Linked DNA regions of Homo sapiens: regions 2 and 3 are each linked to region 1. Evidence: chromatin loops called from intact Hi-C (ENCODE). Cell type or tissue: PC-9. All regions are shown on one strand.

Region 1 (8,000 bases):
ATAAAAGAGGCTTCCCAGGGACATTGGGCTATCCTGACTTTCTGCCTTCTACCATATACAAACACTGTAATTCCCTTCTGGAGGGTGCAGACCTCACTTGACAACTGAACAAGCTGGCACCTTGATCCTGGACTTCCTAGCCTCCTGAAATGTGAGAAATAAATGTCTGTTTTTTTTTTTTTTTAAATAAATTACCCAGTCTCAGGTGTTTTGTTATAACAGCATAAACAGACTAAGACACTCAGAGAAACCAAACTGACTTGCCCAAGATCTCACTTGGTGAGTATGAAATGGAACCAGACCCAGGACTCTTGGCTATCAACTACTCCAATACACACCACAGAATACATATCCACATTTCATTGCCAATTACCAACCAGACTCAATCATTCATGGCATAGCCTTAGCATAAAACTAAGGCCTTAATTTCTAATTTCAAAATGCAAAAAAGTTATAGAAAGAAACCTGGGGTAGGGGTGAGGAATGATCTTGTTTCTTTTTTTTTTTTTAAACCAATTACTTTTTTTCTTTTAAATTTAAAAAAATTAAAAAAAAAATTATTTTGGGACAGAGTCTCGCTCTGTTGCCCAGGCTGGTGTGCAGTGGCATGATCTCGGCTCACTACAAGCTCCACCTCTTGGGTTCAAACGATTCTTGTGCCTCAGCCTTCCCAGTAGCTGGAACTACAGGCGCAGAACACCATGCCCGGCTAATTTTTGTATTTTGGTAGAGATGGGGTTTTGCCATGTTGGCCAGGCTGGTCTCAAACTCCCGGCCTCGAGTGATCTGCCTGCCTCGGCCTCCCAAAGTGCTAGGATTATAGGTGTGAGCAACAGCACCCAGCCTAAACCCATTACTTTTAAAAGTCATTTTATTTGTGATCTTCTCATAAAAAACTGGTGGGCTTGGGGACACAAAAGCAAAAGAGTTCAGTGTTTCCTATGAACAACTGGGCCTGCATAGATGTTTAAATTAATAAAGATCCCTTATCTAATTTCATTCTTGGTACTTCCTCACCCTCTTTCAAATTCCAGCCCTTGAACAGTTTGAATGATTGAAGACACAGCTTAAGGTTGCATAGGAGCTTTTCAGGGACGTCTGCATTAATCCTCTGCTCCATGCAATGTAGAAAACATTAAGTAAAATTGTCTGAAGTTAAAATATGTACTTAATTCCCACTACAGGGAACGGATCTTTTTAGCAGATGTTTTTCTGGAATGGCTGGTGATTGTAAAATAGGAAGAACTAAAAGAATCAAAGTCAAAGTAGGTAAAAAGGATAGACTGGGCAGGGGTTTGGACTGGGGGGCAGGAATGGCATATCAATTAAATTTCCAGACTGTTGCTTATGAAAAATAAGCTGTCTTCGGATCATTTCTAGGACACGGCTATACACGATGGTCATGGACCAAAGAAAATGAAATCCAAATTGATGGTTTTTTTTAAAAAAATAATCATTTAAGCAAGACGTTCCTCTGATGTTTAAGCCAAGATCTCCAAGGGTATCAGGTTCCCTTATTTGGAGGAGCTGCGTGTTTGGAAAGCCACGGTAGTATACTCCTCCCAGAAAACAATGAAGGCAGTTGTTTGCAAAGCCCAAGGAGGCTGCAGGCTGCTGGAGGTGGCAGCTCGGCCCATCCTGCTCCATTAGGAGCCTGCCAGCCCACCACTCCTGATGGGACATTTTAAACCAGCACATGAACCCTCACTGAAACCTTCAGGAGGACGGATTTTTTCATTTGCTAACTGGCTTTTCTTTTCCCAGGCTCAACTGACAGCAACTACTCTCGGGGCCCTCATAGCCAAGGCATTTGGAGTTTGCTCATCTGGGGCTCCCAATCTGCACTCCTCTTACATTAGAAATAAGAGGGCTACAAAGCCAGAAGCAGCGGGTGAGCCGGAAAGGAGCAGAGTGTTGCCTGGGCTGGCAGCCTTGCTCCACCACTTAGCAGCTCTCAGAATGGGTCAGCTACTTCACCTCTTTGTGCTCCAGTTTCATCTCCGTAAAATGGGAATAACACTGCTGCCTCCTTCATAAAGGCACACAGAGGACTGAATGAGTCAAGAATAAAGTAGTTAGCACAGTGCCTGGCACAGAGTCAGAGCTCTCTGCCTCCTACGCTTGGTGGGGGGAAGATGAGGGGTGGGAATACCTTCAAGGTGAGGAAGGGTTCTCTTTTATGGCTCTTAAGAATATATTGTTTTCTTTAGAGGAGCTATTTTACAGCCCGCTGAATCTAACTGCCATGCTAGCTCAGCATGAATACCCTCCATTAAGAATCTTGTCACACCCTTGCTTCACAAGTTGTGGAAACCCAAATCAGACTGCATTCAGCGTTGGGTAGTGGGAGACGTACTGAAGGCCTTTCAATTTCCAAAGCCATGATCAGAATGAAATGTTCTTGCATCAGGCGTTTCACATTTTAGAATTCAATTACAAAACCCTACCATTTAGCTTGTTAGGCTGGCTGCTCCACCCCAGAAAGAGTGACAAAAGACAATCTATAGAGCCAGGCTGCAAGTTCCAGTGCTATAAATCACTGGTTATCGGATGGAGTGGAACTCATTAATATAAACGAGAAGCCTGAAAGGCACCCATTAGCATGTTATTAATTTGTTTGACGATCTACAGCATGGCAAGAGCTAAAATAGTTAGGCTGGGCAATACTACATCTCACACAGAAGAATAATCTGGTCCCATTAATTTTTGTCTTAGGCTTGCCAAATGTAATTGGGCATAATCAGAGCTCATACATCTCATAGCGTTTTCATCTTCTGTTCTTTTAAAAAAAGAAAACTGGGGGGTGGGGGAGGTGCTCGAAGTCTTGGTACGCAATAAAGATAACCAATGAGAAGGGGTTTTAGGTTGGAGCAACCCACTAAGGACTGTAAATGCTTCCCCTTTTGTTTTCCTTCCTTTGCTCTGCATTTTGGATTTGTTTTTCATGAAATGAAAGTGAATCATAAACTACTTTCCAGTTGGGTTAACCTTACTTATACATCCATCCACCCAATTTACTGGGGGGCTGGTGTGGAGGGCAGAGGAGGATCCATCTAGTTCCCGTGGGTAGATATAATTGTCTTTAATCTTTGCCATTAATGAGGAGGCTGGGGGAAGCAGAGGATAAGAAGCTTTATCAACATCTTTGTGGTCTCATGTCTCTCTGTCCGATTGCCAGATATTTCTGTGGCTGGTTAGCCTTCCAGCCCCAAAGCTGTTAGAGAAAATGGAATTTCAGCCTTGAAGGCCTCTGACAGCATCTTGGTCCACCTGGGTCACTTGCAGTTAGGAAGGAAGTCAGAGAAGGGAGCTGCCCACATGCTTCTAAACAGTGCTTCCTTCTTTCCCGTAGTTAGTGTTTTTCAAAGAACATCATCTTGCCATTAAATGAATTTAAAAAAAAATTGTGTTTTCAGGTCCTGGGATAGCAGATAAGGCCCTGTGTACTTGAACTAGATATTTCGAATGATCACTTGACTATAAACAAGATTTTAAAAAAATCTAAATCGATGAATATGTAATTTTCCTGCCAAACAAAAAGCTAGCATAAACAATGAGCTTACATAAATTGGGGCAATCAGATCCACCAACAAAGCATGAAGGCCTAGCCTCAACACTGAAAGAAGAGAATAGATAAATGCTGTTGAATTTTGTTCTCTGAATAACACATTTTAGCATTTCCCTCTGCCTGTGACCCAGAGATGGATCCACCTTTGAGTATTCAAAACTTCAGTTTCCTCTTGCTACGGGAGGCTTAACATAATAAAACATTTAAACATAATATAGGCCAGACGCAGCAGCTCATGCCTGTAATCCCAACACCTTAGGATGCCAAGGCGGGAGGATGGCTTGAGCCCAAGAGTTTGAGACCAGCCTGGGCAATTATTGGATGAAACTACATCTCTACAGAAAATACAAAAATTAGCTGGGTGTGGTGGTGTATGCCTGTGGTCCTAGCTACTTTCCAGCCTAAAGCAAAAGGATCGCTTGTGCCCAGAGGTTTAGGCTGCAGTGAGGCCAAGATGGTGCCACTGCACTCTAGCCTGGGCAACAGAGTGAGACCCTGTGTCAAAAAAAATAAACATCACAAACATAATACATGTCAGGGTATGACATTTGGCAAATATTAGAAAATACATAGAAGATAAAAATCACGTGTGTGTACACCCCCAAGATAATCACTAGGTAACACTTTGGTGTATTTCTACACCTCACGTATGTGTATGCTTTTACAGAACTGGACCACAGTACAGCTACAGTTTCTTGTCTCCACCCTCTTCCCCACCACAACTGGATATTTCATGAGTATTTTCCTATGCTATTACATTTCCTTCAAAGATGTAATGTTTAATGAGGGCTGCATACATTTCACCATATCCAAGTGCTATGATTTATTTAACCATTCTCAGATGATATGTAGACAGGATTTTAATCTTTCCCTAGCATTGCTACTAAAATTAAACTCTTACCTCTTCCTATCTGAAATCCATGACTGGTCAGATTCAAATTCATCAAGGAATACTCTACTTGGGAAACTTGAGAGCAGGAATTCTTGCCCTGAGCCTCTGGTATGAGAAGGCCTGCTCATTCCCCAGACCACAGAGGGGCTCAGGCTGCAGCCAGAAACACTGCCAAGACCTGAAATCAAGGGTTGACCTGGGCCTGCTATTTCTCTCAACAGTTTGTTGGTCATTGAGGCTGTGGCCCTTGAATGAGTCAGTGTTTGTGGCTTTAAAAAATACCTCAAGGGCAGCAAGCAAAAAAAGATGTTCCTGTGATCAGCTAAGGCTAAGGAGCCTCACTCCCTCCAGACCACAACCTCTTTAGCGCTTGCGAGGGGTAGTAGGCTTAGGTGACATAATCAAAGGCCCAGTCAGAAGGGAAGCTGGGGCATTCCTAGCAGTTTAGTTCATTACCCAGATTCACCAGGGGATTGGGAGCTACTCAGGAGTCTGGGGCTGCAAAGTCCCCAGTTATAAATGGGAACCTCTATCTAGGGTAGTTGGTGCTTCACTGGGAGGGCAGCGTTAAGATAAGGACCTGATAAGACACCTCCAGCCCAATTTCCTGGCTCTGGCAGATTGATTCCTGATGGCTTTCCTTCTCAACATTCCTGTCTTCAGGCCTTTGATTTTAGGCAGAGGCCACAGAACACTTTCTCAGGTAGGAACCAAATAGACCACACAATTAGCATCTCCCACTTGCCACGGTGCTGTTGGATTTATGGTACTTAGGAAGATGGCAGTAGTCAGCTCACTTCATTGGTCAAGAGACAGAGCCACAGTAAGGCTAGGAAGAAATATAAAGGTCACTTCCTGTGCTGAGCACTTCCTAGAGCAGCCACAGGCCAGCCCACCAACTACTGGCTGCAATTCTGGACCACTCCATCGCACAGCCTACAAATGTTTTCTAACTGTCTTCCGTTTTTATTAACCAGTCAAGCATGTTTTACTTTACACTCTGATAAGAGGATCAGAAACAGCTTTCCCACATCTAAGGCACTCTTAATCAATTGCAAGGAATACAAGAGCAGCATCACGTAGAGGTTTCCACCCACAGGAGGAAGAAATCCAATTTTTCTTTCTTTAACTGCCAATTCTAATGCACACTTTTTACCCTTTATAGGTTAGCCACACTTTGAATGCATTTAACTTAAATGAAAAAAAATAGTAATAAATGCTTATACAGCTGTCCCCCTATCTACAAAGAACTATGGGTGCTTTTTTTTTTTTTTTTTTTTTTTTGAGACAGAGTCTCGCTCTGTAGGCCAGGCTGGAGTGCAGTGGCGTGATCTCAGCTCACTGCAGCCTCTGTCTCCTGGGATCAAGCAATTTTCCTGCCTCAGCTTCCCGAGTAGTTGGGATTACAGATGTGTGCCTCCTCGCCCAGCTAATTTTTGTATTTTTAGTAGAGACGGGATTTCACCATGTTGGCCAGGCTGGTCTCGAACTTCTGACCTCAGGTAATCCACCCGTCTCGGCCTCCAAAAATGCTGGGATTACAGGTGTAAGCCACCACGCCTGGCCTCAGCTATGGGTACTTTCTCTGGTTTCAGTTACCTGAGGTCAACTATGGTCTGGAAATATTAAATGGGAAATATACAGAAATAAACAATTCCTAAGTTTTAAATCGAGTGCCGCTCTGAGTAGCATGATGAAATATTGCCCAGTCCGGCTCTGTGGTGCTGAGGACGGAATCATCCCTTTGTCCAGCTGGTCCATGCTGTATATGCTATCTGCCCATTGGTGTATAGGAAAAAACATGGTATATCTAGAGCTCAGTCCTATCGCAGTTTCAGGCATCCATCAGAGGTCCAACATATGCTCTGTGGATAAAAGATTATTGTATTCTTTTTGTCTTTATTTTTTCTTTTTATGGAGAACAGGATCTCACTATATTGCCCAGGCAGGCCTTGAACTCCTGAGCTCAAGCTATTCTCCGGCCTCTGCCTCCCTAAGGGCTGGGATTACAGGTGTAAGCCATTGCACCTGGCAGTTATTGTATTAAAGTAATTATGTGCCAATACTGTCACAAGTGCTTCCTACAAATGAATGGATTTAATCTTCCTAATAACCCATGAGGTAAGTATCATTCACATTTCACAGATGAAAACAGACACAGAGGCTAGGCATAGGGGCTCACGCCTGTAATCCAACACTTCAGGAAGCCAAGATAGGTGGATCACTTGAGCCCAGGAGTTTGAGACCAGCCTGGGCAATATGGGGAGACAAACCACATGAGAAAAGAAAGAGAAGACTAGGAGAAGGAGAGGAGGGAAATGGAGGGGAAGGGAGGGGAGGGAAAGAGACTAAGAGGAGTCAAATAGTTTGTCCATGGACATATAGGTAAGAGTGGTGGGGCCAGGATTCAAACTCGGGCAGTCCACTGCAGAGGGCTCTTCACCACCCAAAAGCCACAGAGGCCCTGGCTGACATGGTGTAGGAGTTTTGGCTGCCACTCTCTTCCAAGGGCATAGACCCAGAGTGAATGTGTGTTTCCTCTGCCAGTCTCAGTTCCCAGGTGCCTGTCAGTGTAATTCATGGACCACTCAAAGTGTTTTCAGGAGTTATTTTGGCCACATGCAATTTGTGCTGACATCCAAGCCTAATACCTAAGCAAGGTAATACTCCTCAGAGCAGTGTCTGCTTCTATGTGGACAAGCAGCTTCCACATCAGGGCACACATCTCAGGCTAAAGAAAACATGGGCTCTGAATGAAGACCCCACATAAGTACACTTGATCTAGAAGAGGCTCTTGCATCCCCAGGTTTAAATCAAAACATTAAGCTAGGTCTCCACACTAAACCACCAACACATGCCTGAGAGACCTTGTGCATGCCATATGCTCATTCTTGGCAGTGTTAGTTTCCTAAGTGTGTAAACAGCGATGGTTTTACAGGACAGGCTTGCTCCCGCATGCACACATTCGCTCTGATACCTGGCACACTTCTCTCCTCAAAGAGGAAAATCTTGCAGTTTGAAACATTCACTATGCATGAAGCATCACCAGAGGGGCAGTAACACCACATGGGCCTCCCAACAAACTGAAATAGCCAGTCAACGGGGCGATTATTGAGGTTTCGCCTTCCTAGCAGAAAATCATCTTGCACGTTGTATAAACATTCCACTGGTGGCTTTGGAGCTTGACAGGAAATGTGTGGAGTAAGGGAACCAGAGGCAAAAGATCTGATATCTTAATATATTTCATTCATGATGATTTCCACCTTCAGAGAGACAGGAGAGGACAAGGGAGTAGAATTTTACTTTTTCCTCCCTCTAAACCTTCATTCTGAACATGTTCAAACTTAGAGAAATAGAAAGGATAGTGCAATAAATACTCATATACCCTTTACCTAGACTCACCAATTGTTAACATCTTTTATTTTCTGAACAATTTGAAAGTTGCAAACACATGGCTTCCTCTATCACTATTTCAACATGTATCACCTAAGACAAAAGACATTCTTCTATATCACATTGCCATTCTCAAGAAAGTTAATA
Region 2 (8,000 bases), 57 kb before region 1:
CGCCTTGGCCTCCCAAAGTGCTGGGATTACAGGTGTGAGCCACCGTACCTGGCCTTCCCCCCTTTTTAGGTTATTTTTCTTCTTTTTAATTTTTTTTCTCTTTTGCCAAATTACTTCTCACACCTGAGAGAAGGGCTGAACTCTTCAGAGGCTGAGTTCACAGGGTTTTTAGGGCAAGGGGGAAAGGAAATGGGAGACTTTTTAGTCAAGCTGTCCTTTTTCTGTTTCGAGTTGCATTAGGGCATGGTGGCTAAAAGGAGGATTTGAGAGCCTGATGGTTTGAGTTCCAGTCTCAGCTCTAGCAGTTCCTGTGTGGCTTTGGGCAAATAATTTATTTTGACTCAGTTTCCTCATCTGTACAGCGGGAATAACAGATTACAGTAATCTCCATGGAAAGTTGTGTGGACTGAGTGAGTTAATATCACTGCTCCCAAGGCCTAAACGAGGGGAAAAGGAGAATGTCATTAAACATCCCCATGTGCGTTGAGAGAGCCAGGAAAGGGGGTGGGGAGAGGAGGTGACATTTAACCAGGGACAGTCCAAGGGTGCCCACCTCATCCTCTGGATTTCCAGCCAGAGGACATCTCTGTTGCCTGAGTACCACAAATGGGGTGAGGAAACAGGAGTGGAAGGAATTGAAAAGATGTAATGATCCACAGGGTATCTCTCCCAAGAGTCCAGGTTTGAGATGATGACCCAGCAGGACTGTTTTGCATTTCCCACATCCAGAGCTCCAATGCTGATAATTTATTGTTATTATTAAAAGACTAGCTGGCCATGATGGCTCAAGCCTGTAATCACAGCGCTTTGGGAAGCCAAGGCAGGAGGATCGCTTGAGCCCAGGAAATCAAGACCAGCCTGGGCAAGATGGCGAGACCCCCATCTCAATTTTCTTCAGAAGTTAACAAGATAATCCCCATCTTGTATTCACCTTTAGATAGAATGTAAAATTGGTTACCTTTTCATTCTAACATGTAAATGTTTCCCCCCTTCATCATCACTGAACCATATCAAGAATTTAGAATCTAAGGCTGAGTTTAAGTCAGAAACAGGCCACAGTCCCCAAGAGCTGCTGGGAACAGCTGGACTCTTCTGAAGGGTCTGTGAAAGTTCCACACATTGATTGAGCCTCCTGGCCCCTTGTTTGCTTCAACAAATGAAAGAAGCAAAATGCAGAAGCTGCGAGGAGATGGCTCGGGCCCTGCGTTGGAAATCTCTCTCCATGGCCACTGCCCACCTCAACTGTGCTATGGAGTTCCCCTCACTTCTGGGGCCCACAACAACTGCACAGAAGAGTGGGCTTTTGCCTTTTATAAATAAAGTCAAGATTCGGTCATGCTTGTGATGAGGCCTTCTGCCGCAGATCTGTGAAGTGCCTCTGGGTCACCCCTGAGTCAGACCTAGCCACACCCTCCTGATCTAAGGCCTTATCACTGAACCAAGAAGGCAGGAGGGTGGGAGCAAGGGGCCAGGAGGACAGCCAGTTCCCACCACGAGGACACCCAGACTACTCTAGGACTCCGGAAATCGTGGGGTCTGAGCTTTACATGAGATAGTGGCTGAAGGGAGCTTGGCACACAGTATCTGACACGCAGCCACAGGAGGGGCAGGGAGGTTGGTGATCCAGCACTTACCTCATCCTTGTCACGCGCCCCTGTATGTACCACCCCACTGAGCTGAGTGGCTGCTGGACCATGGCATTTTTGCCCGGCGATGGAGGGGGGTGGCTGAAGGAGTAGGAATGCTGTCAGAAAGTTCTAGAATAGTTGTAACTGCATTAACTCTGAGGGAAGAAGAGGCATTGGTATCCTAGGGGAGAAGAGGATTGTGGGGAAAAGAATGACCAGGTGGGGTCTTCCTGGTGTAAGGGTGTATGACAGATCTAACTAATCACCACAGGATGATGTCTCCTGGGCACTTATGTGGCATCAAGCTAAGTGGCTCATGCGGGCATTGCCTCAGCTAATCCTCAAAGTCTACAGGACAGGCACAGTCCTTGTCTTCATTTTCCAGAACAGGGAGCTGAACCTTAGAGAAGTCCAACAACTTAACCCAGTCACAGCTAGGCGGGAGGTAACCTAATGAGGACTTCACCTCAGGCCGGGCCTGAGGTAAACCAAAGCTGGGAGGAAGCTGGGTGTCTCTTGTGACAGGACCTCTCCCCTCCACAGCCCTGCCCACCTCACTGACAGTCCGAATCTGGGAGCCTGATAAGGAGGCTGAGGACTCCAGGAGGAAATGCCTGCCAGTGGAACTTTCTACCTTCCAAAGATCATCACACCCAAGATAACCATGGCTTCTTAAGAACACTGTAGGTGGGGAGAGGGTTCTTTATCTCTACACTGACCAGCAAAGAGACGTGTGAGAACAAGCAACCCATTTCAAATCTTGCTTCTGCACAAGGACTAGAGACTAGCCTGTTGACCTCTGGCAAATATATATATATATTTTAGATGGAGTCTCGCTCTGTCGCCCAGCCTGGAGTGCAGTGGCATGATCTTAGCTCACTTGAACTCCGCCTCCTGGGTTCAAGTGATTCTCCTGCCTCAGCCTCTTGAGTAGCTGGGATTACAGGCGTGAGCCACCACGCCCAGCCTCTGGCAAATCTCTTAACCCTACTAAACCCCACATTCCTCATCCATAACCCTGCCCCTCCTCCAACAACAGAAATCACTGACACTGCAAGCACCCTTGCTCCTGACATCCCACTTGATATCACCTTTGATCCGCAAGGATAATCCTAGAAAATATGTCCTAGTCTTACGCGATTTTACAGATTTATTATCTATCTGTGAAAATGGGAACAACAATATTGATTCTCTTAACTTTCTTGAAGAGTCAATGAGATCATTTACGGAATGTGCTTGGCACAGACTCAGTGAAAGATAAAAGCTTGAAGCCTATGGTTAGACCTAAGGTCAGCCACCCACCCAGACCCAGGACCAAGCCCTGAATGTCTAGAGCACGGTTCTTCGCAGACACACCCCAGCCCTGGGTATCAGCGTGGTGACTCAGCAGAGGGCATTCCACAGGCTTATAAAAAAGTTGTCTGGGAAAGCCCCACCTGACTGTGGCCAAGATCCCTCAGTACTCTAGAAGAGCAGGGGACCTGTCTGGAGAAAGGATAGGAATTTGAAGCTTTGTCTCTGAAGTCCAGAACTGCAAAACAGCCCCCCGCTGAAATTCACAAACCACTGTTTCCTTCAGTGCCTGTCCCAAGCTAGGCCCTGTGCTAGCCCTGGAGATAGAAAAGAGACTTGGTTCCCTTAGCAGCCAGCCTGGACTCAGCAGGCCAAACCTTCCCCAGGAGGGGGATGCTGACCTCTGGAGATGTTGCTGCTGACCAAGGGAGGTAATTGTTTCTTTAAAAAAAAAAAAATCACTTTCAGTTGTTAAATGAATAAACCACTCTAAAACACTTAGGAGATAAGAAGGCAATCTATCAGGACTCCCCTGACCTTTGAAAACTCAAAGTGAAAATGGAAGCAGGCCCAGGCTGACCGATAGTGGGAAAAGCAGATCAGCAGCAGTTTCACCACAATACAAAGAGACTGAAAACCCTGCACATTTTTAGCATGTGACTAGAATAATCCACATCAGGGCCCCTAGCACAAAATGCAGGACAATAAAATACGCAGAAAAACAGGGATATCTCATTGTAACTGAACGAGCACTTACTTGCTGCCTGCATTAAGCCTTTTATGAAGATCATTTCATTTAATTTCATTTACTCTTCCCCATGGTGAATAAGAGCTGGGCTTAGAGTTGTTGGCCTGGATTGTTCTAAATATTCACTCTCCCAACCCCCAATGTACTCGCTGTTTGACTTTGGGCACTTTGCTTAACTGCTTTAGGCCTCAATGTCCTCATCTATCAAACTGCGATTCTAGGGTCCCTTATAAGATTGTTGTAATCCCAGCACTTTGGGAGACCGAGGAGGGTGGATCACTTGAGCCCAGGAGTTCGAGACCAGCTTGGGTTACATGGCAAAACCACGTCTCTACCAAAAATACAAAAATTAGCCAGGCTTGGTAGTGTGTGCCTGTGGTTCCAGCTACTCTGGAGGCTGAAGTGGATGGATCGCCTGAGCCCGGGAAGTCAAGGCTGGATTAAGCAGAGATCACGCCAGTGCACTCCAGTCTGGATGACAGAGTGAGAACCTGTCTCAAAAAATTTTCAAAAAAAGAAAAAGATTGTTTTAAACACTAAATGAATAAATCTCCATAAAGCACTTGCCTTAGGATCTGGAACACAAGTCCTCCATAAATGCTGGCTACTATTATTATAATGGCTGATAACAGCCTCTGACTGACACATGCCTCATCTCTGTCTCACATACATTAAAACCAAAACTTCCAAGGTCAGAAGGGCTCAGGTTCAGCACCGTTTCCTCTCCAGGCTGCTGTGATATGCCTACCCCACCACACTGCCACCCTGGCGAGAGCTGAGGACCAGCACAGCCTCCTCCCCACTGAACTTTCCTTGCAGGCAGAGGGCTTTGGATTCTTTGGTTTTCCTCATGGAGGAAATCACCCCCTACAGCAAACCACCCAGGACCAGGTATCCACTTCCGGCATCTTTCTATGGAAGCCGACTGCAGACCAGTCTCAGGCAGTGCTTGGCTGTGCAAGTCCTGAGGCCTAATTCTCAATTATCTGAGGTGTGGAGACACCTGCGGCACTCACCAGACTAACTGGGTCTGGCATAGCAATTGATCTCTAGTTGTGTTGATTTTTGTGGATTTGCTTTTCTCCTCTGATCCAGATGAGGTGAGGGAAGGCATGAGATGAGCAGGAGCTGGTGTCTGGGTGGCTCACGGGGCTGCCACCTTCCAGACCACGGCACAGCCTGCTTCTGGGGCTCATACACTCTGATGTACCCTGGGGTCCCTTCCAAAGCATGGTGTTTCACAATGAAGGGAAATGGAAGCTCTTTGGTGGGCTGCTGCTTCCACACTGAGCACCAGTAGAGGTGAAAAGCCCATCTCACCAGCTCCAATCCAAAGCTGTCCCCAAAGTATCAGGAGCCACTGTGCTGTTCTAGACTAAATGGTAAACTGAGTAATAAACCCAGGCCTTGAAGCTGCAGCCACGGAAACACATGGGCCCCAGCAGGGGAGAGAGGCCCTCCTCATCCTGGGGCCACAAATATCTGTCACTCAGGGACTGGCTTTGCTGCCAGCTTCTAAAACGTTCAGGCCAATGCCTGGCACAAGCCCCTATAAGGATATGAGGGGCGTGGGGCCTGCTGGATCAGCCAGGAGACACACCTCTCATTCCTTTTCTCTCTTCCTAAAAGACAATTCTATTCAAAGGGAGACTCTTCTGCTGAACAAAAAAGTAACAACAAAATCCCCTCAGGCAATTCTGTGGGTTTCCTAAACCCACAGAGTTCAACAAAATTGGCCAAGGTTGGATAGGTTCTTATCCAAACTTCGATACAAGGGCTTTTTTGTTTGGTTTTAAAATGACAAATCTTGGGCTGGGTGTGGTGGCTCACGCCTGTAATCCCAGCACTTTGGGAGGCCGAGGCAGGTGGATCATCTGAGGTTGGGAGTTCGAGACCAGCCTGACCAACATGGAGAAACTCTGTCTTTACTAAAAATACAAAATTAGCTGGGCGTAATGGTGCATGCCTGTAATCCCAGCTACTTGGGAGGCTTAGGCAGGAGAATCGCTTGAACCCAGGAGGTGGAGGTTGCAGTGAGCCGAGATCGCACCATTGCACTCCAGCCTGGGCAATAAGAGTGAAACTCCATCTCAAAAAAAAAAAAAAAAAAAAAAAAAAGACAAATCTTGTCTCCCTGGACCTTTTTCTTGATATCTGTACTCTTCGCCATTTCAACTTGCTTTGAACCCTACCACAACAGAAAACCTCACATACTTCTTTAGGTGGTTTTTTCCAAAGTTCATACCTACACAAATGAGTTTCTTTGTATTGAGCCTCAGAATGCTCAACAAATCACTTTTTGCCAGAAGTTCCATTTCTTTTCTTTTTTTCTTTTTTCTTTTTTTTTTTTTTTTTGAGACAGAGTTTAACTCTTATCACCCAGGCTGGAGTACAATGGCATGATCTCGGCTCACCGCAACCTCTGTCTTCCGGGTTCAAGCAATTCTCCTGCCTCAGCCTCCCAAGTAGCTGGGATTACAGGCATGCACCAACATGCCCGGCTAATTTTGTATTTTTAGTAGAGACGGGGTTTCTCCATGTTGGTCAGGCTGGTCTTGAACTCCCAACCTCAGGTGATCCGCCCACCTCAGCCTCCCAAAGTGCTGGGATTACAGACGTGAGCCACTGCACCTGGCCCCCAGAAGTTCCATTTCTTAAGCTGGGCCAAGGCCTCTGGTGTGCAGCTGTCTTGGCCTGTTGGCTGGTGGAGCCACCGCTACAGGTTCCTCAGCTTAGTTCTCATGCCAGCACCACCCCCTCCCAAAGCTGCGAAGGAGGAATGCTGGAGACAGCTGGTCCCTGACTTATGATGTTTGACTTTACAGTGGTGGGAAAGCCATACACATTCAGTAGCAGCAGTACTTCAAGTACCCACACCACCATTCTGTGTTTCACTTTCAGTAATCAATAAGTTACATGAGATATTCAACACTTTATTATAACATAGGTTTTGGGTTAGATGATCTTGTCCAATTGTAGGCTAATGTAAGTGTTCTGAGCATGTTTAAGGTAAGCTAGGCTAAGCTATGACGTTCAGTAGGTTAGGTGTATTAAGTGCATTTTGATTTATATTTTCAATTTACAATGGGCTTATCTGGACATAACCCCATCTTAAGTCAAGGAGCATCTGTACATGTATTGAGGAGTCAAGGCCCAGCCAGGGCCAAAATGCAGGCCAAGAAATCTTAGCAAACCAATGACACCACCAATTATAGCAATAGCTGATACAGATTGTGCATTGACTACAAATCAGATACTCTGCTAAGCACTTCACATGTACCATTTCATTTAAACCTCCTATGAGAAAACATTTAAACAACTCTATGAGAAAAGTAATTATCGGCACCATTTTGTACATGAGGAAATCGGTTCAGAGGCATAAAGGAGAAAGACACATATCTGTTGGGCATTTATGTCTTAACTCGAGGAAGAAGGCATGTATATGCTGTGTATTACACAAGCACAGGGAGAAAGAATAGCTACACCTGGTGGGCAAGGTCCTTGCTCAGCTTATGGATCCACTGTGGGAAAACCCAAAGGGAACACCAGGTAGCAATCATTCAATTTACTTATCTATAATTTTTCTTAAAAAAAAAAAAAAAAAAAAAAAAAACAGGGTCTTGCCCTGTCACCCAGGCTGGAGTGCAATGGCACAATCATAGCTCACTGCAGCCTTTGGGCTCAAGTGATCCTCCCACCTTAGCCTCTCCAGTAGCTAGGGGAGGCTTGCACCATCATGCCCAGCACATTTTTAATTTTTTTGTAGAGGGTGGGGGATCTCATTTGTAGCCCAGGCTGGTCTCAAGCTCCTGGCCTCAAGTGATCCTCCCATCTCAGCCTCCAAAAGTGCTAGGTATGAGCCACTGTACCTGGCCTCTGTTCATTTTTTAAAGGGTTAACTACCAGTTTCCTATTAAACAAACAAACAAACAAACAAAAAAAACCCTTCCTTACTACCTTTAATTATGACTTCATTTCCATTCTACATTCCTAGAAACCAGGAAGGCTATTACTGAAAGTAGGAATTTAAAAAGCAGAAAGTAAAGTGGATTACAGCCTGATCCATTTCAGGGGTGATTCTGCCTTCAGAGGAAAACCAAAGGTACTGTTTGGGCCTTTGATGTGGTCATAACACCCTCCCCTCAGCTTCCTTAAGAACGTAAAACAAGTTAATTAGTTCACAAGTGTGGTTTTCATAAGTGAACACAAACATACAACTTTTCAAAGCAGGACACATTGAGGTTGTGGGTATTTCAACTGCCAAATCTATGGGAGCAGTCACAATCTGATGTCTAGTAAATACAGGAAAACTATCACACACTGCATAAAGG
Region 3 (8,000 bases), 110 kb before region 1:
ACAGGAGTAAGTCAAGCACTTAAGACAGTATCTGTCTGTGAATGTGTGCTCTATAACGCTCGCTATAACTAGCAGTAGTGGTAATGCTGGTAGTAGCAGTAATCTTAGTAATTGTATTATTATTAGTCATAGTGGTAGTGGTTAATTAGTAGTAATATCATCAGTAGTAGTATTAATAACTGTAGTAGTAGTAGTATTACTGACCCAGATATCACTTGAGAATCACATTTTAGGAAATGTCATGCTACCTCAATAAAGAGAGCCTGCTCTGAGTGTCAAACATGCCATCTAAATGTTGTTTATGGCCATTATAATGAGGAGGAGACACCATTTAATGAGCACTTTTTATGTGCCTAGCATTTAGCTAAGTGCTTTACTGTATTATCTCATTTAACCGTAGAAGCCATACTACTATCTTCACCATTTTACTGATGAGGAAACTGAGGCCCAGGAAGATGAGTTGACATGGTCATACTCCTAGAAGGTAGATGAGATAACACCTCTGGGATGACCCAAGAGGCTTATGGCACCCTCCTCCCCTTGGTCACCATCAGAAGCCCCAGGTGAAATGGTGGCATGCACCTATAGTCCCAGCTACTTGGGAGGCTGAGGTGGGAGGATCACTTGCACCCAGGAGTTCAAGGCTGCAGTGAACCATGATTGCACCACTGCATTCCAGCCTGGGTGACAGAGTGAGCCAGTCTCTTAAAGAGAAAAAAAGCCCCAGGTGTGCGTTTCCAACAAAGTGGCTGGAACCCAGAGCACTGACACGTTCGCTGGCTCCAGCTCTTTGAAATTCTGTCTAGCCTGATACGGAACAGGGAAGCCAAGAGCTGGGCCAGACACACATTTATCGTCTACCAGGATCTCACCTGGACAAGAGCTTCAACCTCTGAGCAGGTCCTGCTAGCCCTAGCAAAAAGAGCTCTATGTGAGTTGGAGAACAAGATTAGTATAACATCAGCACCCTGGTCTCGTCTCTCCTGAACCTGTCTGGGGGTGCAGAACTACATATCAGACTTCTCCAGGGCAGACCTTTATAGGAGCATCAAGACAAGCAGCATGGGAGGGGCTTCCTGGACCCTCTGCTGCCCTTATTCTTAGAAGGGTTCAGGCCCCAAGAAGGGAAGTGTGGGAAGAAGGACAAATAAAACCCAGCCAATCACAAATAGCTGCACCAATGGGGGCAGGACCTTCTCAGCCACAAGCTCAGCCCTGTGTGTCTTGGCCAACAAGGTCCGCCCACTTCTGTGCTCCATCCTGCACAACAGTGCCCGTGTTCCCTTGCTCTGCTCCTCCCCATCGCCGGTCTCTCTGGGGTGCCTTGCTGCCTCTAGCCACTTGGACTCTGTATATGCTGCTCCCCTGCCTGATACAAACCATCGTGCTGATAATCATAAGAACAGATACTCAGTGTGTCCTAGGCCCTGTTCTAAAAGTATGTAGTGAGCAGGTGCAGTGGCTCATGGCTATAATCCCAGCACTTTGGGAGGCCAAGGCAGGAGGGTCCCTTGAGCCCAGGATTTTGAGACCAACCTGGGCAACATGGTGGGACCCCATTTCTACAAAAATTTTTTAAAAGTTAGCCAGGTGTGGTGGGGCACATCTGTGGTCCCAGCTACTGGGGGGGCTGAGGTGGGAGGATTGCATGAGCCCAGGATGTCAAAGAGGCAGTGAGCTGAGATTGTGCCACTGCACTCCAGCCTGGGAGACAGAGCAAGACCCTGTTTCCAAGAAAACCCCCCAAATATGTTAACTCATTGGGTCCGCATACCTTACAGATGATTAAGAGCCTTGAAGAGGTTAAATGACTGGTTGAAGGTTATAAAAAGTGGCAAGGTAGATCTCAAATGCACGCCTTTGAATAGCAGGGCCCTCCTCAGATGGGGCTATTCTGGCTGGCTACGAAGTCATGACACCAGAGGTTTCTAGGCCCGACCCCCAATCAGAACTCTGGGAAGGGTTCCACACTCCTCCTGTTTTCATGTCCTGGATACCAGCAGGCTCCAAGCCTTCTGAGTGTGCCACCCTCCACAGAGGCGGAGACGTGCTGTGCAGGGCTGGGGAGAACGAGGCAAGAGGCCAGGATCTGAGGCTTAGCAAGCGGACCGCTCTGTGGACCAGTGGCCCTCTGCCATTCCCACTCTCTCTGCCTGGCCACTCCTCAAGGGTCTGGCTTCTTTGCTGCTGCTCACAGTAGATGCAGTCTGGAAGGGTGCCTGGGGGACCCCAAACCCTCCAGCAGCCCAGGTTCTGATGTGGAGAAATGGTCACCTCCTGTCGACCTCAGGCCCTCTGCACCTCTGACTGCATGTCTCCCTCTGTCTCCTCTACTTGATGACGCTGCCTTCCAGCAATTTGCTGGCAAGCGGGCGGCCCTCTTGCCTTCCTACGTGTCTGCGTAGTCTTTATCCTTACTGCCCCAGACCTCTCATTCCCCAGAAGGGTGATGGCTGAGGAGGTATATCCTCTGCCAAAGATTCTGTTCCAGCTAGCCCATCCCTCTGCCCCCAGGCACAACCAGCAAGGGCCACATCTAACCAGATGGTTGTCCTTTCTCCTCCAGACCTCAGAGGAAGGAGGCTCCCGATCTCCCTGGGCAACCTGGATCCCTGACAAGAGGCTCTTTCACTTTCTAAGCTTGATCTCCGGTGATGACACACCCTGCAGGGCAGCAGCTGTGACTAATTCTGTGTTTTAGACTCTGCCTTGTGCCTGGCTGGTGCCTGGGATGCAAAGCTGCCAGTGAGAAAGGCACCCTGGAAGGGTGCAGGGAGGCTCCAGCTGCAGAGCTTTCCCAGGATAGTGAGGGGGTGGGGCTGGAATGGCCCCAGAGAAGGTGGCCCCAAAGGCCAGGGCCCACCCAGCATGCCTCAGTGCTGTAGGATCAGGTCTCAGCAGCCAGCTGGGAAAGCCACAGCCTGGCACAGGGAAAGGCAAAGGCCTTGAGGTGAGAGAGACCTCAGGTTTGAATCCTGGCCTCGCCACTTATCAGCCAGGTACCCCGCGGCCTCCTGTACTCACTTGTGAAACGGAGGTAATGATAGCACCAAACTTGCTGAAGTTCTTTGGGCCTAGAAGTAGGTAGAAATGGGCTTTAAAAGAAGGGCGTATGTTATCTGACTTTGTCCTACCGGATAGAATTACTTAGCCCCATTTTACAGGTGAGGAGCCTAAGGCATGGAAGGGCCCTCTGAGCCCAGGCCTCTGCCCCAAAGCCTGTACTGTTTCTTGATGCACCAGGCTCACTGCAGGAGTAGATGAAAGGAGGTTAGAGGCTTCTCATTCCCTGCAAGGCTGCCCGCTCACCACTCTGAGTTCCTGCTGCTTCTGCCCCTCCCTCCTCCCACTGTCTCTTCTCCCAAACCAGAGCAGAGAGCTCTGGGGAGAAGGCCCCTTACGGAAAGATGTGAAGTCCCCACCAAACACTGCAGAAGCAGCAGGTGGCTTAGCAGGGAATGCCACAGTGAGCTCCACACAAAAGAGATGAACACACGTCCCTTCCCTTTGTCGCCATGGATGTGGTCACACATAGCCCCTAATTGAAGGAATCAGGGTACCTTTCTTTAAAGCAGAAATATGAGGACAGACTTGAGTGGTTCCATCAATGATGTCATGCTGCCAAACCCATATCACCAAACTGAGCTCCCTCTCCCATGTGTGCAAGGCAGTAGAGGAGGTCACTTAATCCCAAACAAACCCAGAGAGCCACCAATCCCCAAACAGACAGTCTCTACAGCCAGACAACCACGGTCACATTGAAATCAGGGGCTCCGTCCAATTCTGGCTGGGTGAACTCAGTCCGCCATGCTTCCAGGTGGGACAGAGGACGGGGCTTCAGGAGGATGAAGTGGAGCAAGAGACAGACGTCGCACATCCCCAAACTCACAAAAGCAAAGCTCTGCCACTCTGGAACCCTAGCAAACTCCAGCTACTATTTGCATCAGGAGAGGTTTTCCCCAGAGCTCTGGTGAGGGTATCAGGGTGCTGGGGCCTTGATGGGACATTGGCCCAGCCCAGCCTGCAGTAATGCTGTAAGCTCAGCGCTCCCAGGAAGGATCCCCACAGCCTCCAGGGCCTTCCCTGTCAGTGAGCCAGAGGGCAGCAGATCTGCTCAGCGACAGGAGCCAGGCCACCAGGGCGCCGTCGGGCTGTTGGCTCCCTCAGGTATTTTTAGGGTTGTCCTCCTTTCTGTGTCATAACTTAAAAATTTGGTTTTTTTTTTTTTTTCCTAATGGGGGTTCCAATTCCCCATGTGTCTGATATTCATTTGAAATGATTCATGGAAAAATATCTTTGCTACCAAATTATTTGTGCTACAGATAGTGCGGTTTTTAAATAAATGGCTACGTAAACACATGCACGTGTGTCTACTACCATGCAAGCTCAGCTATTATAACCACATAGGGCTGTGCAACTCAGATCATGAAGAAACCCTGATGCTGTGTATTAGAGTACAGGGGGCTGGGAACCCTCCTGGGGGAAAGCCACAGGACATGACAAAGATGCCCGGCGGGGGGGGGGAGTGGGGGCGGGAGAAAGTGCCAGCAGAGGAATGACTGCCCCTGGGCCTATAGCCATGACAGCCTGAGGGCCCAGCAGCCAGGGCAACAGGCCTGAAGAAGGCGCCTGTCCTCCCAGTCACCTTTGTGTGAATGACCCGGCCTCAGCCCAGCACCTTACCAAACAGCAAGCAAGCCTCCTGCCTCTTCCTCCCAGATATCTTCCCTGCTCTTTTTCCTTCCCAGCTGACTCCTTCAACCACAACACTTTTCCACAAAGCAGGAACAGCTGGGGCTTAGGGCCTATGCTTTGGCCCCAGCTCCCGCCAAAGGTGTCTTTCAGGATGCCCAGGGCTCCACCTGCAGCCTTCTTGCTGTGTCAGGCCCAGGGTGGCCCTCCTCAGACTTGCATTTGCCCTCCAACTCCCAGAGAAGTAAAACAATGATGACATAAGGATACTAGTACTGATAACAGCAATGGTACCATTTACTGGGACCCTACTATGCGTGTACTGGGCCACTGCTGTTTTATATTCCTCTTAGTGACAGGAGGTACAGTGTAGTGGTTATGAGCCTGTGTCGTGGGGCCAGTTAGTCTCTCCAAGCCTCCACTTACTCATCTGTAAATGGGGCTCTGAAGAACACCTCTTTCTTGGTAGTGTGTGAATTAACTGAGCATCCGCCTGCAAACTGCTCAGCACAGTGCCTAGCACATAGTAAACACTCAGTAAATCCACCTTAGTGCCTTTGTTTTCTGGGGCACTGAGGAAGCAGACCTGGCTGTGGAGCCAGCTGTGGATCACAGAGCTGATGAGACTCAATGCCCCCCAAAGACAGCGGACAGCCAGGCAAGGGGACTGCAGAGCCCCTGGGACTTCCAATATTGAGGTCTCAGATCGTCTCCCTCCAGGTGGGGCACTGAGGCCCGTGGGCTCTGCCTTTCCTGGGCTTCACTGAGTGGTGAAATGTGTGTGGATGGGGCTTCCTAAACTGAGTGCAAGCCTTTCCCACTTCCTGGACCCTCAAACCCACAACTCTTGAGCCCATGGACAGACCTTACCTTAAGTGGCCAAGCAGTGGCCTCCATGTGAGGCTCATGCCAGCATATACAATGTTTGGTACGAGTTATAAAAAAAATATTATATTTTCCAGGTAGAAAATTTCAAAAGGCAGCCCTCAGAGAAAACCCATTAGAAAAGGTATCCTAAGACCGGGCGCGGTGGCTCACGCCTGTAATCCCAGCACTTTGGGAGGCCAAGGCGCGTGGATCACGAGATCAGGAGATCGAGACCATCCTTGCTAACACAGTGCAACCCCGTCTCTACTAAAAATACAAAAAAATTAGCCAGGCGTGGTGGCGGGCACCTGTAGTCCCAGCTACTCGGGAGGCTGAGGCAGGAGAATGGCGTGAACCTTGGAGGTGGAGCTTGCAGTGAGCCAAGATTGTGCCATTGCACTCCAGCCTGGGCAATAGAGCAAGACTCCGTCTAAAAAAAAAAGAAAAGGTATCCTGTCCTCAGGCTGACATGGCCCCACGTGCATCCCCTACTCATGCCCCTCATTGGGTTCTGTTGTGCAGTATACAACCTGCACATCTGTTCTTTGCAGCCTTGCTCCCAGCTAGGAAAGTGTTGGGACCCTCTAGTGAAAGTACCTGACTAGAAGCCCACAGGCTTGGGTCCAGGGGCTATTCAACCACTAACCTGCTGGAGATCAGAGAGCTGCCAGGGCCAGGATAGTCTCCTGTGTTAAATGAATGGATGGGGCAAAACACACCCAGGACCCCTCATAACAATGACGGCAGCAATGATCATTTGATCACTTTTGAATGGGATAAACCCATGAAAAGAGGTGACAGCTACCACTGGCCAAGGGCCAGTTCCCACCTAGCCCCCATCCTACATGCTTTTACTCAGAGCACTAACCTTTCTAGGTGGGTGTGACTATCTCATTTTATAACAAGGCAGCTGAATTTCAGAGAGCCCAGTGAGCTCATGCCAGACTGGGCACAGAGGCAGAAGCACACGTTCTGAGCCTCAGTGGCCCCATGCTGCATCAGCTCAGAGGAAAAAAAAATCCCACTGCACACCAGTGCAGGCCTTCATCCATCGGAATTCCTGGGCCACCTCCTCACAGGCATAGCACAGTTCCAGGGCCCCTTCCTCGCCCTGTTGGTCAGTCGTCAGTCAGTGTCAGTCAGTCGGTCAATGCACGTTTGGGAGCACGTCCCACCAGGTGCTCAGCCCAAGGAAGATCCCTACCGTTCATTGTTCAAGGTCATTCTCGGGGGGTCCAGGTTGGGGTTCTCCATGGACTCCATCTGTGGACACCGCAGAAAGTAGTAGAGCGTGTGGAGGGCGTCGGGGGACCAAGTGATGGGCTGTGGCGGCTGGCGGGCCTGGCGGGCAGGGCTGGCACCCGGGCACAGGGGGTGACGCCCCTGCATGTGGTGCATGGCACGGGAGACCAAGTCACCTGGTGGGGGGCGGGGAGGGCAGAGGGGAGGAAGAGAAAAAAAGAAGACAAAGTCTGAGTTCACAGCCTGCATTCTTCCAAGGATGTTCCTGGCTGAAGCTCCCTTGCCTTAGTGCATAATTACTGTTTGCCCTGCAGCCAACAGGCGGAGGTGGAAACTGTCACCTAGATGCACAATAGCAATTTCGTTTCCCTTTCATTTCACTCTTGCTGAATTAAATACTTGGCAGGGCCTGTCTCCTCCAGAACTTAGGGTAATTTGGTTTCTTTTTTGACATCCCCACTCTCTCCACCACCCTCATGGGCCTCTCCCCAGATCTTTGACCAAGGGAATCTCTCTGGGTCTCTCTTCCCAGCCTCTACCAGCCAGGGCCAGGCTCTGTGGCAATTCTCCCCTGCACTGTCTTGTACAAAACCCAAAGTATTTCAGCGGAGAAGGTCCCTCTGTCTCAGCACCAATTACAACCACCAACACCACCATCATCACCTGTTGAGGACTCACTATGTACAAAGTATGCAATTCCCCAGAAATATGATTTAATTTGATCCTTACAGTGCTAGGGGGTATTATTCCCATTTTACAGATGAAGAACTTGAGGCTTATGGCTGGGCACAGTGGCTCACGCTGTAATCCCAAGCCCTTGGGGAGGCCGAGGCAGGTGGATCACTTTAGGCCAGGAGTTTGAGACCAGCCTGGCCAACATGGTGAAACCCTGTCTCTACTTAAAATACAAAAAATAGTCAGGGATAGTGGCAGGCGCCTGTAGTCCCAGCTACTCGGGACGCTGAGGCAGGAGAATCGCTTTAACCTGGGAGGCGGAGGTGGCAGTGAGCAGAGATCGTGCCACCACACTCCAGTCTGGGTGACTGGTGACAGTGAGACTTTGTCTCAAAAAAACAAACAAACAACAACAACAAAAAAAAACAAAAACTTGAGGCTTATCTGATAAACATTTCCTGACCCCATATATTCATTCTCCTGGCCACAGGGACACCTCAGAGCCCACAGGTTGAGTTAACCAG

Evidence for each region. Peaks named below come from ENCODE experiments on the same cell type or tissue, not always from the same donor. Only the 100,000 strongest peaks of a DNase experiment are listed, where the experiment ranks them.
Region 2: it touches region 1 in a loop (5-fold over the local background); 4 of 110 quality-filtered maps call a loop at or near these places.
Region 3: a loop joins it to region 1, with 5 times the contacts of the local background. A loop is called at or near these places in 2 of 110 quality-filtered maps.

What each region holds. Positions count from the first base shown.
Region 1 is chr11:34,297,917-34,305,916 of GRCh38, forward strand. All of the region lies in intron 1 of ABTB2 (ankyrin repeat and BTB domain containing 2), which reads right to left. Among named protein-coding and RNA genes, the nearest start is that of ABTB2, 56 kb to the right of the region's middle. In PC-9, no CTCF peak of the experiment used is centred here; a DNase peak (open chromatin) is centred at 4,745; H3K27ac peaks cover 4,910 bases.
Region 2 is chr11:34,240,841-34,248,840 of GRCh38, forward strand. The region is part of intron 1 of ABTB2 (ankyrin repeat and BTB domain containing 2); the gene reads right to left. Among named protein-coding and RNA genes, the nearest start is that of ABTB2, 110 kb to the right of the region's middle. RefSeq lists enhancers at 1-5, 1,170-2,369, 2,562-3,233, 3,228-3,387. In PC-9, no CTCF peak of the experiment used is centred here; DNase peaks (open chromatin) are centred at 1,401, 3,011 and 5,381; H3K27ac peaks cover 4,391 bases.
Region 3 is chr11:34,190,562-34,198,561 of GRCh38, forward strand. It overlaps ABTB2 (ankyrin repeat and BTB domain containing 2), which reads right to left. Exons shown (of 17, transcript NM_145804.3): 3 at 6,764-6,977. Among named protein-coding and RNA genes, the nearest start is that of NAT10, 89 kb to the left of the region's middle. RefSeq lists a silencer at 1,889-2,074 and enhancers at 2,543-3,428, 3,596-4,424. In PC-9, a CTCF peak has its summit at 4,137; DNase peaks (open chromatin) are centred at 2,630 and 4,180; H3K27ac peaks cover 2,001 bases.